2 separate regions of the Homo sapiens genome follow, and region 1 is linked to region 2. A link is an interaction called in ENCODE POLR2A ChIA-PET data of the cell type or tissue named here. Cell type or tissue: OCI-LY7. All regions are shown on one strand. Each heading gives the region's core, and the rest is flanking DNA. Links, peaks and the distances in the headings are about the cores only.

What was found. Peaks named below come from ENCODE experiments on the same cell type or tissue, not always from the same donor. Only the 100,000 strongest peaks of a DNase experiment are listed, where the experiment ranks them.
Region 1: POLR2A ChIA-PET joins it to region 2 with 5 read pairs; 4 of 35 experiments call an interaction of 5 or more read pairs at or near these places.

The regions. Positions count from the first base shown.
Region 1 is chr4:40,530,030-40,539,632 of GRCh38, forward strand. The region is part of intron 2 of RBM47 (RNA binding motif protein 47); the gene reads right to left. Among named protein-coding and RNA genes, the nearest start is that of MIR4802, 33 kb to the left of the region's middle. In OCI-LY7, for the core only: no CTCF peak of the experiment used is centred there; DNase peaks (open chromatin) are centred at 4,952 and 6,222; H3K4me3 peaks cover 2,022 bases; H3K27ac peaks cover 3,278 bases.
Region 2 is chr4:40,601,021-40,610,623 of GRCh38, forward strand. All of the region lies in intron 1 of RBM47 (RNA binding motif protein 47), which reads right to left. Among named protein-coding and RNA genes, the nearest start is that of RBM47, 24 kb to the right of the region's middle. In OCI-LY7, for the core only: a CTCF peak has its summit at 5,570; no DNase peak of the experiment used is centred there.

The DNA of each region.
Region 1 (9,603 bases), core at 2,033-7,032, 72 kb before region 2:
GGTTCAAGCGATTCTCCTGGCTCAGCCTCCCGATGAGCTGGGATTACAGGCGTGTGCCACCACACCTGGTTAATTTTTGCATTTTTAGTAGAGACGGGGTTTCACCATGTTGGCCAGGCTAGTCTGGAACTCCCGACCTCAGGTGATCCGCCCACCTTGGCCTCTCAAAGTGCTGGGATTACAGGTGTGAGGCACCATGCCTGGACGATCATGAAGTTTAAAAATTCTAGGTGGAGCATCTTCTGTACTTAATTTTAATTAAATTATTATTATTTTTCTTCTTCTTTTTTTCGAGATGGAGTCTCGTTCTGTTGCCCAGGCTGTAGTGCAGTGGTACAATCTTAGCTCACTGCAACCTCCACCTCCTGGTTTCAAGCAATTCTCCTGTCTCACCTCCTAAGTAGCTGGGACTACAGGCACACGCCATCGCACCCAGCTAATTTTTATATTTTTAGTAGAGATAGGGTTTCACTATATTGGCCAGGCTGGTCTTGAACTCCTGACCTGTGATCCACCCGTCTCGGCCTCCCAAAGTGCTGGGATTACAGGCGTGAAGCACCGCGTCCAGCCCTATTTTTCTTCTTTTTAATCTGAATTTAAATAGCCATGTGTGGCTAGGGACTTCCGTACTGGACATCACAGGTCTAAAATAATTATTATAATCTGGATGAAAAATATGTCACATTCATTCTGTCACTTTTCCTTCTTTTGCCTATGGCAAAAACCACTATGATCACAGGACTCTTTTTCCTTTGAACATGGGCAGGCTTTCAGAATTCTCCATGCAAGGCGAGGCACGGTGGCTCACACCTGCCACCCTAGCACCTTGGGAGGCTGAAGTGGGAGGATCCTTGGAGCCCAGGAGTTGGGGACCAGCTTGGGCAACATAGTGAGACCTGTCTCTACAAAAAGCAAACAAAATTAGCTGGGCATGGGGGTGCATGCGTGTAGTCCCAGCTACTCAGAAATTGAGGCAGGAGGACTGTTTGAGCCCTGGAGGTAGAAGCTACAGTGAGCCATGATCGCGGCAGTGCGCTCCAGCCTGGGTGACAGAGTAAGACTCTGGAATAAATAAATAAAATAGAATTCTCTATGCAACCATTGTCAATGGCATGGACTTGGTTTACATAAAACGAAACCTGTTTGCCATTCCCGATGCAGATTAAAAAAGGTGACAAAGGTGACCTGGAGAAGGAAGGAGTTGAGGTGAGCTTCAGATGAGATCGGGAGTGATCAGGGTGGTCTGGCCACAGACTAGCTGAGCTTCAAAGGATAACATCTGGAGAGATAAAGAGGAAAGGACAAAGAGTATGGGGTTCTCTGTATAGAGGAGAGTAGCTGCGAAGGAGCTGAATGGAGCTCCCCTGGTCCTAGGACAAGGAGGATGCTGGCCTGCCAAGCAGAGAGGGTTGGGTTGGGTGTGGTTGGAGATAAGGGGATAGGCGGAAGGGTGGGTCTGGGTTATGACTTTGAAATTCCAGGACACCCTGAGGGTTTCAGAGGAGCCTGGAGAACACATTTTAGAAAGGCAACTCTGATAGCTAGGCACAGATAGGTTGTACAATGGACATGCGCTCAGATACCAGGGTGAAGGCTATGCCAGTAATGATGTGTGTTTTTCCTTTAGGAAAATAAAACTTGTTTATTATGTAAAATGTATAAATGTCAGAAAAGCAGATATAAAAAAATTAAAATCAGATGTCTACCAACCACAGATGACATTTTGATGTGGTTTCTTACAGTTTTTTTCCTCCTTCTCTGGCTAGTGCAGTAATTTAGGAATTAACATTATGACTTGAACTAGGAAGATGGTAGTGCGAATGAAGAGGAAAGGCCGTGAAAGATATCGTTAAGTGAGGCAGGGGGGTGAGGACAAAAGAGAATTAGCTTCCAAAGACAGGAGTTCTAGACCTGGGTATTCTGTGGGGCCTGAACTCCCAGCCTTGGTTTTGCCATACATCAATCTCTCTCTTTTTTTTTTATCTTTTTTTTTTTTTTTGAGATGGAGTCTTGCTCTGTCACCCAGGCTGGAGTGCAGTGGCGCAGTCTCAGTTCACTGCAACCTCTACCTCCTGGGTTCAAGAGATTCTCCTGCCTCAGCCTCTCAAGTAGCTGGGACTACAAGTGGGAGCCACCATGCCCGGCTAATTTTTTGTATTTTTAGTAGAGACGGGGTTTCACTGTGTTAGCCAGGATGGTCTCGATCTCCTGACCTCGTGATCCACCTTCCTCAGCCTCCCAAAATGCTGGGATTACAGACGTGAGTCACCACGCCCGGCATTTTTTTTTTTTTTTTTTTTTTGAGATGGAGTCTTGCTCTGTCACCAGGTTGGAGTGCAGTGGCACGATCTCGGCTCATTACAACCTCCACCTCCTGGGTTCAAGTGATTCCCCTGCCTCAGCCTCCCGAGTAGCTGGGACTACAGGCATGTGCCACCACACCCAGCTAATTTTTTGTATTTTAGTAGAGACAGGGTTTCACCATGTTGGCCAGGATGGTCTTGATCTCCTGACCTCATGATCCACCCGCCTCAGCCTCCCAAAGTGCTGGGATTACAGGCGTGAGCCACCATGCCTGGCCTTTTTAAAAAAAATATTATTCTTTTTCCTTTTTTTTTTCTTTTTAAATATTTTTTTCCATTTTTTTTTTGAGACGCCTGGCCCATACGTCAATGTCTTAACCACTTCTTATTGGAGTCTAATTAAAGGTCAGATGAGATTTTTGAGACCCCCTTCAACTAACGTACAGATATGTCTGTGTATATTTAAAGTGAACATCACATATAAATAGAAGTAGTTGTCATAACACCACACAAGATCCCTTGATCTCTAGGCTATACCAGTAGCTTATAGCCTCTTGCAATCTGCAAAATTTTAGGGGTAGAGTAATTAAACTTTCTATTCTGAGCAGTGTTACAAAGAGGATCTGTAGCTGTAGTTCATGGGACAGGATATGAATGGGGCAGTGTAAACAGAGAATTCACTTTCAGACAGGACTCCACCAAGCAGAAATAGCTTCTTCCTAGGAGCCAAAAGGTTTTCAAAGCCCAATACATCTTTGAAGACTATAAGAAAAACAATAGTAAAAACAGCTGCTAGGGAATACAGATTATGCTCTCTGAGGCCAGATGCAGTGGCTTACACCTGCAATCCCAGCACTCTGGGAGACCAAGGTAGGCGGTTCACCTGAAGTCAGGAGTTCAAGACCAGCCTGGCCAACATGGTGAAACCCCATCTCTACTAAAAATACAAAAATTAGCTGGGTGTGGTGGTGCATGCCTGTAGTCTCAGCTACTTGGGAGGCTGAGGCAGGAGAGTCACTTGAACTCGGGAGGCAGAAGTTGCAGTGAGCTGAGACCGCACCACTGCACTCCAGCCTGGGAAACAGAGCAAGACTCTGTCTCAAAAGAAAAAAAAAAAAAAAGAAGAAGGGAAAAAAAAGCTCTCAGGTAGGAAAGAGCAATACAAAGACATTCATCAGGCCAATAAGCAAAAGTTTACACCAGAGGTTATCTATACATTTTTAAAAAATACTGATTCCTGGGCTCCCCTTCAGACCAATTAAATCAGAGTCTCAGTAAGTGTTGTCTGTGAATTGATTTGTCTTATTTTGTTTTATTTTTTGAGACTGGATCTCAGTCTGTCACCCAGGCTAGAGTGCAGTGGCAAAAACATGGCTCACTATAGCCTCGACTTCCCGGGCTCAAATGATCCTTGCATCCTAGACCCTTGCCACTCCCTCTCCCCAGTAGCTGGGACTACAGGTGCGTGCCACCATGCCTGGTTAATTCTTTTTTTTTTTTGAGATGGAGTTTTACTATTATTGCCCAGGCTGGAGTGCAATGGTGTGATCTCAGCTCACCACAACCTCTGCCTTCCAGGTTAAAGCGATTCTCCTGCCTCAGCCTCCCGAGTGGCTGGGATTACAGGCATGCACCACCACGCCCGGCTAATTCTGTATTTTTAGTAGAGATGTGGTTTCCCCGTGTTGGTCAGGCTGGTCTCAAACTCCCAACCTCAGGTGATCCACATGCCTCGGCCTCCCCAAAGTGCTGGGATTACAGGCATGAGCCACCATGCCTGGCGCCTGGCTAATATTTTTTAATTTATTTTTTTTTTAGAGATGGGGTCTCACTATGTTGCCCAGGCTGGTCTTGAACTCGTGGGCTGAAGTGATTCTTCCACCTCAGCCACCCACAGTGCTGGGATTACAGGCCTGAGCCACCATGCCTAGCCTGGTAATTTTTTAAAATTCACAACATGATTGAAACTTGAAACACAAGAAGATGCCCTGGAGAAAAAACAGTTCAAGGGACAGCAGAGCAGCTGGGATCCACACTGTGCCCTTAGCCACCTGGGTTAAGGGTTACAGCAAGTTCCTTAGTGATGTGGGAGCTAGAGGCCAAAATAGAACCCACCAATACATTTTATAATTGCATATTACACTCCGTATAGCTAAAATTCAGGGTGTAGATTCCATGATTTTCAATGCATCCTTTGGTCATTTTCACTGAACTGTGAGTTAGCGAACTCCTGGGGACCTGGTCAGAATGTCGATGGACATACCTTTTTCTGAGAATCCCTTGGCCCTCTAAGGAGCTGGTAGTTAAAAAATGCAAACTCGGCCGGGTGCGGTGGCTCACGCCTGTAATCCCAGCACTTTGGGAGGCCGAGGCAGGCGGATCACGAGGTCAGCAGATAAAGACCATCCTGGCTAACACGGTGAAACCCCATCTCTACTAAAAATACAAAAAAATTAGCCAGGCATGGTGGCGGGCGCCTGTAGTCTCAGCTACTCTGGAGGCTGAGGCAGGAGAATGGCGTGAACCCGGGAGGCGGAGCTTGCAGTGAGCCGAGATCGTGCCAGTGCACTCCAGCCTGGGCGATGGAGCAAGACTCCGTCTCAGAAAAAAAAAAAAAAAAAAATGCAAACTCGCCTCAGACTGACGTAGGTATGTGAGCCAGCTCTGCCATGCATGAACTGTATGACCTTGTGTGAGTTCCCTGTTGTCTTTTAAGTCTGTTTTCTTATTGACAAAATAGGAATCCTAGCCCCTTCTTTAGAGATTATGGAAGAGATCAAATGAGGCTATACAAGTAAAACTGATAATACAAGTAAAAGACTTCCTTATGCCTGGCATATAGTGAACCCTCAGTAAATGTAAATCATCATTATTTTCTTAAGACCTCTAGGGTTCCTTACAACTCCAATATTTTAAGATTCCAAGAATCACTGATTACACAGGTATAGATGAACAAAAATCAGTGGGTACTGACATGCCTAGACTGAAAGGCCTGGTTTGTGTTCAGCACCTTTTCATACCAGCCTGGTATGGTATTTCTTTTTTTTTTTTTTTTTTTGAGACGGAGCCTTGCTCTGTCACCCAGGCTGGAGTGCAGTGGCACATACCAGCTCACTGCAACCTCCGCCTCCCGGGTTCAAGCGATTCTCCTGCCTCAGCCTCCTGAGTAGCCGGGATTACAGGTGCCCACCACCACGTCTGGCTAATTTTTGTATTTTTTTTTTTCGTTTTTGTTTTTGTATTTTTCAGACGGAGTCTAGCCCTGTCGCCCAGGCTGGAGTGCAGTGGCGAGATCTCGGCTCACTGCAACCTCCACCTCCCGGGGCAAGCGATTCTCCTGCCTCAGTCTACCGAGTAGCTGGGATTACCAGCGCCTGCCACCACCCCCAGCTACTTTTTGTATTTTGAGTAGAGACTGGGTTTCACCATGTTGACCAGGTTGGTCTTGAACTCCTGACCTTATGATCCGCCCACCTTGACCTCTCAAAGTGCTGGGATTACAGGCATGAGCCACCACACCTGGCCTCGTATATATTTTTTTTCCCCCTCATAGAGATGGGGTTTCACCATGTTGGCCAGGCTGGTCTCAAACTCCTGACCTCAGGTGATCCACCCGCCTTGGCCTCCCAGAGTGCTGGGATTACAGGCGTGAGCCACTGCGCCCAGCCTCTGGTATGGTATTTCAATGCCCACTTCATTCTTTGCTTGAGGTGTCACTTGTATTTTGCTGACCTTGTTCTTAGTTTCAAATAACTCATTTATTTTGCAGACATAGAAATTTTGTCATTCTTTATGAAAGCAATGCGGCTGTTCTACTGCTACTTCTTGGCAGGCAACACCTGCATAGAAACCAATGAGCATGGCTGAAGTGAATGTCAGACATTCTATTTCTGTCTGCCCACGGTGCAGCAACCACTGACACACTTGGGGCAACCTGCTTTACCCAAAGTGCAGCCCGGGATGAGGCCCCACCTCAGCAGAACTTTGATGCATGTCTAATGACTGGCTTGGAGACCTTGTTCTTGGAAACTACAGGGCTGACATTTAAGTATCACCCATGAAATTTGCCTCAAGGTTCAACGCTGACATTAGCTACCAATTTCGGCTTCATAACCTTGGAGTATTCTCTTTGCTTTCTAGAGCATTAAATACCATCCTACAAAGCATAAAGCCATTATTGACCTGTTATTCTGCCAAAAGACACATACACTTTGTTGATGCCCACAATTTTCTTTTTCTTCCTCTATGGTAGGTCCAGACCTCTTCCGTTTAGGTAGACAGGCCTCCTTTTGTAGGTAATTGTCTGCTTCCCTGCCATGTTATTGGTTGAGTCATGGCTCATATCCACCTCTCTGCCTTTGCAGTTTTTGGTGTGTGTGTGTGTGTTTTTGTTTTTTTTTTATTGTTGTTGTTGACAGAGTCTCGCTCTGTCATCCAGGCTAGAAAGCAGTGGCATGATCTCAGCTCACTATAACTTCTGCCTCCCAGGTTCAAGCAATTCTCCTGCCTCAGCCTCCTTAGTAGCTGGGATTACAGACAGCTGCCACCACGCCAGGCTAAGTTTTTGTATTTTTAGTAGAGATGAGGGGTTTCACCATGTTGGCCAGGCTGGTCTCAAACTCCTGATCTCAAATGATCTGCGCCCAGCCTGCCTTTTCAGTTTTGAAAATAGGTTATCTTGTTTGGCAAATAGCAAGACATCAAAGAGCACACAGACAAAGTAACTAACCACTAGATCTATGAAACTTTTGCCCACATGAATGAACTAATTTTATTTTATGTTATTTATTTATTTTTGAGACAGGGTCTCACTCTGTTGCCCAGGCTGGAGTGCAGTGGCATAATCATGGCTCACTGCAGCCTTGACCTCATAGGCTCAAGCAATCGTCCCACCTCAGCCTCACAAGTAGCTGGGGCTACAGGGATGCACCACCATGCCCAGCTATTTTTTTTTTCTTAAGACAGCATCTCTCTCTGTCTCCAAGACTGGAGTGTGGTGCCTCCATCTCAGCTCACTGCAGCCTTGACTGAGCCTCCGGGTCAGGAGATCCTCCTGAGTAGCTGGGACTACAGGTGCAAGCCACCACACCTGGCTAATTTTTGTAGAGATAGGGTTTCACCATTGCCCAGGCTGGTCTTGAACCCCTGGGTTCAAGCAATCTGCCTGCCTCAGCCTCCCAAAGTGCTGGGATTCCAGGCGTGAGCCACCATACCTGGCCTAATTTTTAAATTTTTTTGTAGAGACACGATCTCACTGTGTTGCCCAGGCTGATGAACTGATTTTAAAAGGGCAAATCATTAAGTTTGGAATTAGCCTTAAACTCACTGCTCTTACACTCTACCAAAAACCATTTTTCCAAATATCTGTTTGGGTCCAGAAAGCAGATCTCAGCAACATCTTAGCTTTTACAGGAAGGCTTTGTGATGAAGTCACTGGTTGTCTGTATTCACCATGGGCTAAATGTAAATTCGGCGCAATTACTCTGACAAGTCTTTTTTTTCCTTCTTTTTTTTTTTTTAGATGCGATGTCACTGTTTTGCCCAGACTAGAGTGCAGTGGCACAATCATAAATCACAGCTCACTGCAGCCTTGAACTCCTGGACTCAAGTGGTCCTCATGCCTCAGCCTCCCAAGTAGCTAGGACTACAGGCGTGTGCGTGTGCCACCATGCCCAGCTACATCAAGTCTTGGAAAGTTCTTCAGTCTGCATCATAGTGGTAATTATACATTTATGTTTATAAACAGCAAAGGACTTCAGGGTTACTTTTGCATAAGTTTTCAATACCAGCAGGCTCCATACCTAAATTAACACTGACGTCAAATTTGATCAGAGATCAGGCAGAAGGAAAGAAAAGGGAGAGGTCCAGACAAGAGGGTAGTGAATATACTCCCTGGCAAATCTGGATACAGATGAGAAAAGGGATCCAGTAACTTCTACTGCATTTTCAAATATACCATTACATATGTGAGGTAGGATGCTCTTTTATTGGTATTGTTTTTTTTTTTTTTTTTGAGACAGAGTCTTGCTCTGTCGCCAGGCTGGAGTACAATGGCACGATCTCAGCTCACTGCAACCTCCGCCTCCCGGGTTCAAGCGATTCTCCTGTCCCAGCCTCCCAAGTAGCTGGGACTAGAGGCGCACGTCACCACGGCCAGCTAATTTTTGTATTTTTAGTAGAAACAGGGTTTCACTACGTTGGCCAGGATGGTCTCGATCTTTTGACCTTGTGATCTGCCCGCCTTGGCCTCCCAAAGTGCTGGGATTATAGGTGTAAGCCATGGCGCCCAGGCTTTTTTGTTTTTTGTTTGTTTGTTTGTTTTGAGACGGAGTCTTGCTCTGTTGTCCAGGCTGGAGTGGAGTGGCACAATCTTGGTTCACTGCAGCCTCTGCCTCCTGGGTTCAAGTGATTCTCCTGCCTCAGCCCAAGTAGCTGACATTACAGATGTGCACCACAACACCCAGCTAATTTTTTTGTATTTTTAATAGAGACAGGGTTTCACCATGTTGGCCAGTCAGTTTCGAACTCCTGACCTCAAAAGATCTGCCTGCCTTGGCCTCCCAAAGTGCTGAGATTACAGATGTGAGCCACTGTGCCCAGCCATGTTTCTTATTAACTAAATGTTTAAATGCTCATTCTTAAACTCTGCTGGGGCCAGGATAGTGGTCTGATTTATCTTTGTATCCCTCACACACTTGTTCCAGTATCTTTTATATGATGGTCCTATGTAGATTTAATTTAAATCAAATTAAATTATAGGCCACTTTCCCCTTCTTTGTAGTAAAAAGCTACATTGTACAAAATAAACAGTACCAAGTAATGTGTAATGGAAAAAAAAATCTCTTCCATTTTCAAGTGAAGAAGCAGAAAACTCGTTTTTAGAAGCTGCCTTTTGGGATTGCCTTGAGCAGCCTGGGGTCATTTTGTGACAGTTCCCTACCAGTGGTTGGCCAAGGAAAAGTCAATGTGTTTTAGCTCAGTTGTTTGACCTTTGGGTGTATTTGCTCTTTAGTAAGCATCCCTCATATGGACCACATGAGTTTTACCTGAAGTCTTAACTGGGTTAGAGTCTGCCTTTTTGAAACAACATGATGAGGAGGCCATTTTCCAAAAGGTGTATCTTCTAAGCCAGGCACGGTGACTCGTGCCTGTAATCCCAGCACTTTGGGAGGCCGAGGCAGGTGGATCACCTGAGGTCAGGAGATCGAGACCAGCCTGGCCAACATGGTGAAACACGTCTCTACTAAAAATACAAAAATTAGCCGAGCGTGGTGGCAGGTGCCTATAATCCCAGCTACTC
Region 2 (9,603 bases), core at 3,149-8,148:
AGATCTTCCTAGTAAGCCTTTCCAGTCACAGCCTCAAGTGCCTCACGGAAATGATGATGTAACCATCACCGTAAGAATTCAAGGCCAGGACGGAAGCAATGAAGAAGCATAGCAACTGAACCCTCCAAATACCAAATCAGGAAGACCTGAATCTGGATCTGCTTTGCTATAATTAGCTGTGTGTTTTAGGGCAAGTTGCTTAGCCTTTCTGAGTCTACTTGCTCAACTGTAAAATAGAGACACTGGTAACAGCAATCTCAGAGAACTATAAATGAGTGCCTGGCCCAAGGGAAGTTCTTGGTGCACATGCTTGTCAGATCATGACTATCGCTAATGTTGGAGAGGCATTTCTACATTGGATGGTGTGTCAAACCAGAAAGCCCCGCTGGCCCTGTCCAGATAAAAACATGCTGGATCATTCCATGACCACTCATGGAAAGTTCATGTGTGCAGAAAACTACCTGAACGCAACGGAAAAGATTTCAATGACATCTCAATCAAGTCAATGGCATTCTCTTTTTGTTAGCTTGAGGTTAATTTGTACTTAAGAGCCTTAATTATTTAAGCAGAAAAGCAGCAAAAGAACAATGGATTTAAACTGGCATGCCAAAAAAGCTTCGCTTGCTTGTTTGTTGGCTTGACGTAATTAGTTACAAGGCTTCCATTGTGGATTTATCATGTATACTGTTTGCCACTCTTCCCGCACTGGCCTCCTTCCTCTGCTCTCTGTTCCTGGAAACTACGAGTCCAACTGCCAACCCCAGGTGGCCCCAAGTTGTGGTGAAAAGAACAGGCCTTAAAGGAAATTGTTTCAGTTCAGCCACTTACTAGCCCTTCAATTTAGGGGAAATTAAGAAATCTCTCTGGGTCGGGCGTGGTGGCTCACGCCTGTAACCCCAGCACTTTGGGAGGCCAATGTGGGTGGAGAGCTTGAGGTTAGGAGTTTGAAACCAGCCTGGCCAACATGGTGAAACTCTGTCTCTACTAAAAATAGAAAAATTAGCCAAGTGTGGTGGTCGGCACCTGTAATCCCAGCTACTCAGGGGCTGAGGCAGGAGAATCGCTTGAGCCCGGGAGGTGGAGGTTGCAGTGAGTGGAGATTGTACCACTGCACCACTGCACTCCAGCCTGGGTGACAGAGCAAGACTCCATCGAGAAAAAGAAAAAGAAAAAAAAAAGATACTTCACTGTACCTTCCATTTTTCTCCTATGGAGACTGGGAATAATTAATGAACCTCATAGAGATGTTCTAAAGAGGAAACAGAATGACTCCATATGGTTTGAATGTTATAAAACAAAATGCAATTGTTAGTAGTTATTACTTTTAGAGCCAAAACGTAGAATATCGGCCGGGCGCGGTCGCTCACGCCTGTAATCCCAGCACTTTGGGAGGCCGAGGCGGGCAGATCATGAGGTCAAGATATCGAGACCATCCTGGCCAACATGGTGAAACCCCGTCTCTACTAAAAATACAAAAATTAGCTGGGCATGGTGGCGCACGCCTGTAGTCCCAGCTACTTGGGAGGCTGAGGCAGGAAAATGACTTGAACTCAGGAGGCGGAGGTTGCAGTGAGCTGAGATCACACCACTGCACTCCAGCCTGGCGACAGAGTGAGAATCCGTTTAAAAAAAAAAAAAAAAAAAGGAATATCATAAATCTCAAGACAACTAGCCAAATGGGCAATTGAGAGAAGCAGCTCAGAATCTTAGATTCATTGTTTATTTCTCTGTTTATTTTTTTATTAAGTCAGCTCTTTATTTCTTCCTGAAACAGGAAAAGTTTTTATTTTTGCAAATCACTTTTCTTCCCATTTTTTAAAATATAAACTTTTCACTGAAGTATCATATATAAATAGAAAATTCACAAGTTAAGAGAGTACCCCAGGCCAGGTGTGATGGTCCACCATGCCTGTAATCCCAGCACTTTGGGAGGCTGAAGCATGTGATTGCTTGAGCCCAGGAGTTCAAGGCTGGCCTGAGCAATATAGTCAGATCCCATCTTTAAAAAAAAATTTTTTTTGAAGAGTACTCCTCAGTCAACTTTAACAAACTGAACATAGTACTTATATAGTCAGCACCCCAGAAGTCCTACATATAGTCATCGCCCACCAAAGGTTGACTGCTCTCCTGATTTCTAACACTAGATTCATTTTGTCTGTTTTTGAACTTTATATAAAAGAGATTTTGCAGGATACACCCTGTTAGCTTCTTTCACTGAACATGGGTTTGTGGCTTTAAGCACATTTTTGCATACCATAATAGTTGTTTGTTCTCATTTTATGTAGTATCCCATTCAATGAATAAGCCACAATTTTTTAATTCATCTACTATTAATGGATATCTGAGTTGCTTCCAGTATGGGGATATTTTTAATGGTGCTATTAAGGGCATTGTTAAACTTTTCCTTTGGTGAACATATGTATAAATTTCTGTTGAGTATATAACCTAGGAGTGGAATCACTGAGTTATAATGTACATATATTTTTAGATTTAGTGACTCCTCTTTGGCACTAGGCTTCTTCTCCTCTCCTCCCTCCTCTCCTTTCCCCTCCCCTCCTCTCCTCTTCTCTCCTCTCTCTCCCTCTCTCTCTCTTTTTTTTGAGATAGGGTCTCATCCTGTCACCCAGGCTTGAGTGCAATGGCATGACCTTGGCTCACTGCAGCCTCGACCTCCAGGCTCAAGTGCTACTCCCACCTCAGCCTCACAAGTAGCTGGGATGACAGGAGCACACCACCACACCCAGCTAATTTTTGTATTTTTTGTAGAGACGGGGTTTCACCATGTTGCCCAGGCTGGTCTCGAGCTCCTGAGCTCAAGTAATCTGCCTGCCTCGGCCTCCCAAAATTCTGGGATTACAGGCGTGAGCCACACTCCCAGCCGGCACCAGGCATTTCAATCAGTGCTGATTTTATGTTCCTGTCCCTGACTCCAGGATCTCATTCCTTCATTCAGTCTCCACACAACCAACCACACCCAGCATAGTGAAAAACAGCACTGATCATGTTCATTTCAAAACATGTTTTGGGAATGCTGCGATCCATAACACCTACCATCACATTCAAGGTCTTCACCCTTTGGCCCTAACCAACCATTTATCCATTCAACAAATAATGTCCCCAACCTTGAGACACCTCACAGTCTGGTAGGGACAAACTAAACAAGTGTCTGTAATATTACACAGGACCTGGCAGAGCCAAGTTCTGGAGGGATCCAGAAGATCTGAGATGCTTTAAGAGAAGTTATTTGAGCTGGTCCTAGCAAAGGATGGATGGAAAGGAGGAAAGACAGAGTAACAACATGCTGCAATGAAAAAGCATGATGGGCTGGGTGTGGAGGCTCACACCTGTAATCCCAACACTTTGGGAGGCTAAGGCAGGAGGATCCCTTGAAGCCAGGAGTTTAAAACCAGCCTGGGCAACATAGCAAAACTCCATGTCTAAAAAATTGTTTTAAAAATTAGCCAGGCATGGTGGTACCTGCCTGTAGTCTCAGCTACTTGGGAGGCTGAGGAGGGAGGATTGCTTGAGCCTGGGAGTTAAAGGCTGCAGTGAGTGGTGATTGTGCCACTGTACTCCAGCCTGGACAACAAAGCAAGACCTTGTCTCTCTAAAAAATAAAAAATAAAAAAAAATAAGCATGATGAGTCCAGTCCAGGAATGAGAAAGACACATTTCACGATTGCCACATGGCTCTTTGTTGTTGTTGTTGTTGTTGAGACGGAGTCTCGCTCTGTCGCCCAGGCTGGAGTACAGTGGTGCAATCTCAGCTCACTGCAACCTCTGCCTCCGGGGTTCAAGCAATTCTCCTGCCTCAGCCTCCTGAGTTGCTGGGACTACAAGTGCACACCACCACGCCTGACTAATTTTTGTATTTTTAGTAGAGACGGGGTTTCACCATATTGGCCAGGCTGGCCTCGAACTCCTGACCTCGTGATCCACCCACCTCAGCCTCCCAAAGTGCTGGGATTACAGACTTGAGCCACCGCACCTGGTCTTTTGTTGTTGTTGTTGTCGTGGTTGTTAAGGAGTTTCGCTCTTGTTGCCCCGACGGGAGTGCAATGGCGCAATCTTGGCTCACTGCAACCTCCGCCTCCCAGGTTTAAGCAATTCTCCTGCCTCAGGCCCCCAAGTAGCTGGGATTACAGGCACCCGCCACCGCGCCCAGCTAATTTTTTTGTATTTTTAGTAGAGACGGGGTTTCACCATATTGGCCAGGCTGGTCTTCAACTCCTGACCTCAGGTGATCTGCCCGCCTTGGCCTCCCAAAGTGCTGGGATTACAGGCGTGAACCACTCTGCCCGGCGCGCCACATGGCTCTTACAAAAGTGCATGAGCCAGCTCTGGGGCTGGAGCACAGACTGAACCCCAGTTTTGAAGGGCCTAGTATAGTGTTCAAACCTCATTCTGTAAGCCCTGATTTCTCCATATGTATACCACACACTGCTGCTTTTAGGTGGCAAATGAGTGGAGGCATTTCATTTTCAAGGTTTGGATAATTTATATGCATATTAGAAAAATACTGGTCTTCGGCCGGGCACGGTGGCTCACGCCTGTAATCTTAGCACTTTGAGAGGCCAAGGCGGGCAGATCACCTGAGGTTAGGAGTTTGAGACCAGCCTGGCCAACATGGTGAAACCCCGTCTCTACTAAAAATACAAAAATTAGCCAGGCGAGGTGGCACACACTTGTAATCCCAGCTACTTGGGAGGCTGAGGAAGGAGAATCACTTGAACCCGAGAGGTGGAGGTTGCAGTGAGCCCAGATCGCACCACTGCACTCCAGCCTGAGCAAGGGGAGCGAGACTCCATCTTAAAAAAAAAGAAAGAAAAATACGGGTTTTCCATTTAAGAAATGAGATAGTGTTCCACTTTAAGTAAATGGATTTTAGTAAAACAAAAGTGAGTTGATTTAAAGAAAAATATTACCCAGCACTTTGGGAGGCTGAGGCAGGCGGATCACTTGAGGTCAGGAATTCGAGACCAGCCTGGCCACCACGGTGAAAGCCTTTCTCTACTTAAAAAAAAAAAAACAGCCGGGTGTGGTGGTGCACGCCTGCAATCCCAGCTACTCAGGAGGCTGAGGCAGGAGAGTCTCTTAAACCCAGGAGGTAGAGGTTGCAGTGAGCCAAGATCACGTTACTGCACTCCAGCCTGGGTGACACAGTGAGACGTCATCTCAAAAAAAAAACAAAAAAGAAAGAAAGAAAGAAAAAGAAAAATATTAAATGATGATGTAGGTGATATATAGATATGGGGAAATTGAAAAGGTAGTAGGGAAATGATTGTTACCGAGAAACTACTGTAGAGAATCAGGGAACTTCTGGGAAATGTGGTCTCGGTAAGAAAAAAAAGAAAAGAAAAACGGTGGACTAGTGGCAGTTTTTAACAAGTGAATGACATGGTCAGATCTGTCTTCCAGATGGACAGCTACTGACAGCAGAGGACACACAATCTCTGGCCTCATCCATCACTCTCTCCTGCACCCTCTTTGCCCTTTAGCCCCACCTGGACAGTTTCACCGACGGCCCGCCTGGCCCCAAGCCCCTGCTCTGCAGCACAGCTTGGTGGTTGAGAGATGAACTCTGAAGCCACACTGCCTGGATTTGGTCTCTGGCTCTCCACTTGCTGGCTGGCAACCTGGGCAAATTGCTTTACCTCTTTGTGCCTCATTTGCCATCTAGTAGGGTTGTGATGAGGACTGAGGAAGTTACTATTTGTAAAGGACTTGAAATGTGCATGGCATTCAGTAAGTACTGAGATGTAAGTACTAACATGAACATGTGTTACAAGCCTGAGCAACACAGTGACACCTCCTCTCTACTAAAAACAAAAACAAAAATAAGTTAGCCAGGCGTGGAGAGGCTGAGGTGGGAGGATCACTTGAGACCAGGAGATCGAGGCTGCAGTGAACTATTATTGTGTCACTCTACTCCAGCCTGGGCAACTGAGCAAGACCCTGTCAGAAAAAAAGCCCGCAAACATATGTGTTACTTTAAAATGATGTGTTTTATCTTCCGTAAATCACAACATCTCTTCTACGCTGTGCAAAAATCTATTTATTCAAAGTCCAGCTGAACCCAAACATCCATCAACTGATGAATGGATGAACAAAATCTGGTATGTCCGTACAATGGACTATTATATTACTCAGCCATAAAAAGGAATGAAGTATTGATAGATGCCACAACATGGATGGATCCTGAAAACATATATGCTAAGAGAAATAAGCCAGACATGAGAGGCCACATATCGTATGGTTCTATTTATGTGAGATGTCCAGACAGGCAAATCTATAGTCAAAAAGTTGATTACTGGTTGCCAGGGGATGGGAGAGAGAGAAATGAGAAGTGATTGCTTAATAGGTTTGGACTTTCTTTCTGGGATAATGAAAATATTCTGGAATAGGGCGGAGCATGGTGATTCATGCCTGTAATCCCAGCACTTTAAGAGGCTGTGGCAGGAGGATCACTTGAGCCCAGGAGTTTGAGACCAGCCTGTACAACACAGTGGGACTCCATCTCTACAAAAAATTTTAAAATTATCCAGGTATGGTGGCACACGCCTCTAATTCTAGCTATTCAGGAGGCTGCATTGGGAGGATTGCTTGAGCCTGGGAGATCGGGGCTGCAGAGAGCTGCGGTCACATCACTGCACTCTAGCCTGGGCCACAGAGTGAGACCATGTCTCAAAGTAAAATAAGAAAAAGAAAAGAAAATATTCTGGAATAGATCATGGTGGTGGTTGCACAACTTTGTGAATTACTAAAAGCCACTGCATTTTCTACTTTAAAATGGCGAATTTTCAGCCAGGCGCGGTGTCTCGTGCCTGTAATCCTAGCACTTTGGGAGGTTGAGGCGGAAAGATTGCCTGTGTTCAAGAGTTGAAGACCAGCCTGGGCAACATGGTGAAACTTCATCTCTACTAAAATACAAAAAATTGGCCAGGCATGGCAGCCTACACCTATAGACCCAGCTACTCAGCAGGCTGAGGCAGAATTGCTTAAACCAGGGAGGTGGAGGTTGCAGTGAGCTGAGATCACACCACTGCACTCCAGCCTGGGCAACAGAGCGAAACTCCATCTCCAAAAAAAAAAGGTGAATTTTCTAATTTAAAATGGTGAATTTCGCAGTACGCTAATTATATCTCAGAAAAAAAAAATCTAGCTAAAAGATCACCCTTCTTCCCCAACTGTCCCTCCTGTGGGCTCCCTGTTCAATATCACATGCCATGTTATAGTACAGTGAGTTGGACACAAGTGAGTTGTCCCCACATGAGTGTGAGCATCTGAGGGCAGGAAGAGTGTCCTGTTCACCTACAACTCCCCAGAACTCAGCAGAGCGACCAATAGGTACCAAGTAGTTGCTCCAGTAAATGCTCACTGATATAATAAGCAGAGCATTATCATTTGAGGGGAAGGCAGACTTGGAGATTAATTTATTTTCCAAAATGGGCAGGCTCTAAATTACCAACCTGGTAGCAAAGAAACAACTGCCTCTGCTCAGGGGCCCAATCCATATCGAGTATTAAGACCAAGTACGAAATAGCAATAAAAAGCCCTTTCTTTTGTCAATGAGAGTGAAACAAGCTTAGACTTGGAACTCTTTTTCTATCCTGTCAACTAGGCTTGATGATGCTGGACAAACTGCAAATCCTGAACTTAGAGACTGTTGCAGCAATAACCATTTTGACTGTGATAATATCATTCTGCTCAAGTTGGTGTTAGTAAGGCAAGTACAATCCTAAAATTCTGGCATGAAAGGCACACTCTGGGTGAGCACATGTTGTGAAGTAAATGTAAATAGCAGAAATCCCACAAACATGGAACCAATGAATGAAGTTAAATCTTATATGTACATTCCTTAGAGTTGGCCCACTCATCCTGCTGTCATTGCTGATTTGGAAAAACGAGATGACACGAAACATGTGAGCTCTCTGCAGTGTTTGGCTATGTCTCCATACCTCTTCTTTTATTTATTTATTTATTTATTTATTTGATAGAGTTTCACTCTTGTCGCCCAGGCTGGAGTGCGGTGGCATGATCTCAGCTCACTGCAGCTCCGCCTACCGGGTTCAAGTGATTCTCCTGCCTCAGCCTCCTGAGTAGCTGGGATTATAGGTGCCCACCACCACGTCCAGCTATTTTTTTGTATTTTTAGTAGAAATGGGGTTTAGCCATGTTGACCAGGCTGGTCTTAAACTCCCGACCGTGATTCACCCACCTCAGCCTCCCAAAGTGCTGGGATTACAGGTATGAGCCACCATGCCTGGCCTGCTAATTTTTTATTTTTATTTTTATTGGTTTTTTTTTTTTGAGACTGAGACTCACTCTATGGCCCACATTGGAGTGCAGTGCCACAATCTTGGCTCACGGTAACCTCCGCCTCCCAGGTTCAAGTGATTCTTGTGCCTCAGCCTCTAGAGTAAGTGGGATTACAGGCACCCGCCACCACGCCCGGCTAATTTTTGTATTTTTAGTAGAGACAGGGTTTCACCATGTTGGCCAGGCTGGTCTCGAACTCCTGACCTCAAGTGATCTGCCCGACTCAGCCTCCCAAAGTGCTGGGATTACAGGCGTGAGTCACTGCGCCCAGCCATGACCTTTTTCTTCTTTTTTAGCTTCCATTTTTCTCTGCTTTCTATAAATTATATGCTTTGCGCATGAGACAAAGTCCTTGCCATCTGGTTTCTTCCCGCCTCTTCAGCCTCATCTCTCTCTAGGTTCCGGAATCCCTCTCCAAATGGTAACTAACTACCTGCTTTTCATATCTCTGGATCTCATTTAAGGCTCATTCAAGCCAGGCGCTGTGGCTCACACCTGTAATCCCAGCATTTTGGGAGGCTGAGGAGGGCAGATCACCTGAGGTCAGGAGTTCAAGACCAGCCTGACCAACATGGAGAAACTGTCTCTACTAAAAATACAAAATTAGCCGGGTGTGGTGCCGCATGCCTGTAATCCCAGCTATTCAGGAGGCTGAGGCAGGAGAATTGCTTGAACCGGGAGGCGGAGGTTGCAGTGACCCGAGATCACGCCACTGCACTCCAGCCTGGGTGCCAAAAGTGAAACTCTGTCTCAAAATAAAAACAAACAAACAAACAAACAAAAAAACCTCATTTAAGAATCATCTCTAATTCTAGAGCCAAATCACCTGGGTTCAACTCCGAGTTCTGCCCTTACTAGCTACATAACCCTAGGCAAGTTATTTAACCTTTCTGTGCCTAGGTCTTCTGTGTATGGGGATCATAATTGTAAGTACTTCATAGTTTTCTTATGCAGATTCAATGAGTTCATCTTCGTAAAGTGTTTAGAACGGGACCAAGCACGGCCAGGCGCGGTGGCTCATGCCTGTAATCCCAGCACTTTGGGAGGCCGAGGCAGGCAGATCACAAGGTCAGGAGATGGAGACCACGGTGAAACTCCGTCTCTACTAAAAATACAAAAAATTAGCCAGGCTCGGTGGCGGGTGCCTGTAGTCCCAGCTACTCAGGAGGCTGAGGCCAGCAAATGGCGTGAACCCGGGCGGTGGAGCTTGCAGTGAGCCGAGATCGCGCCACTGCACTCCAGCCTGGGGCGACAGAGTGAGACTCCATCTCAAAAAAAAAAAAA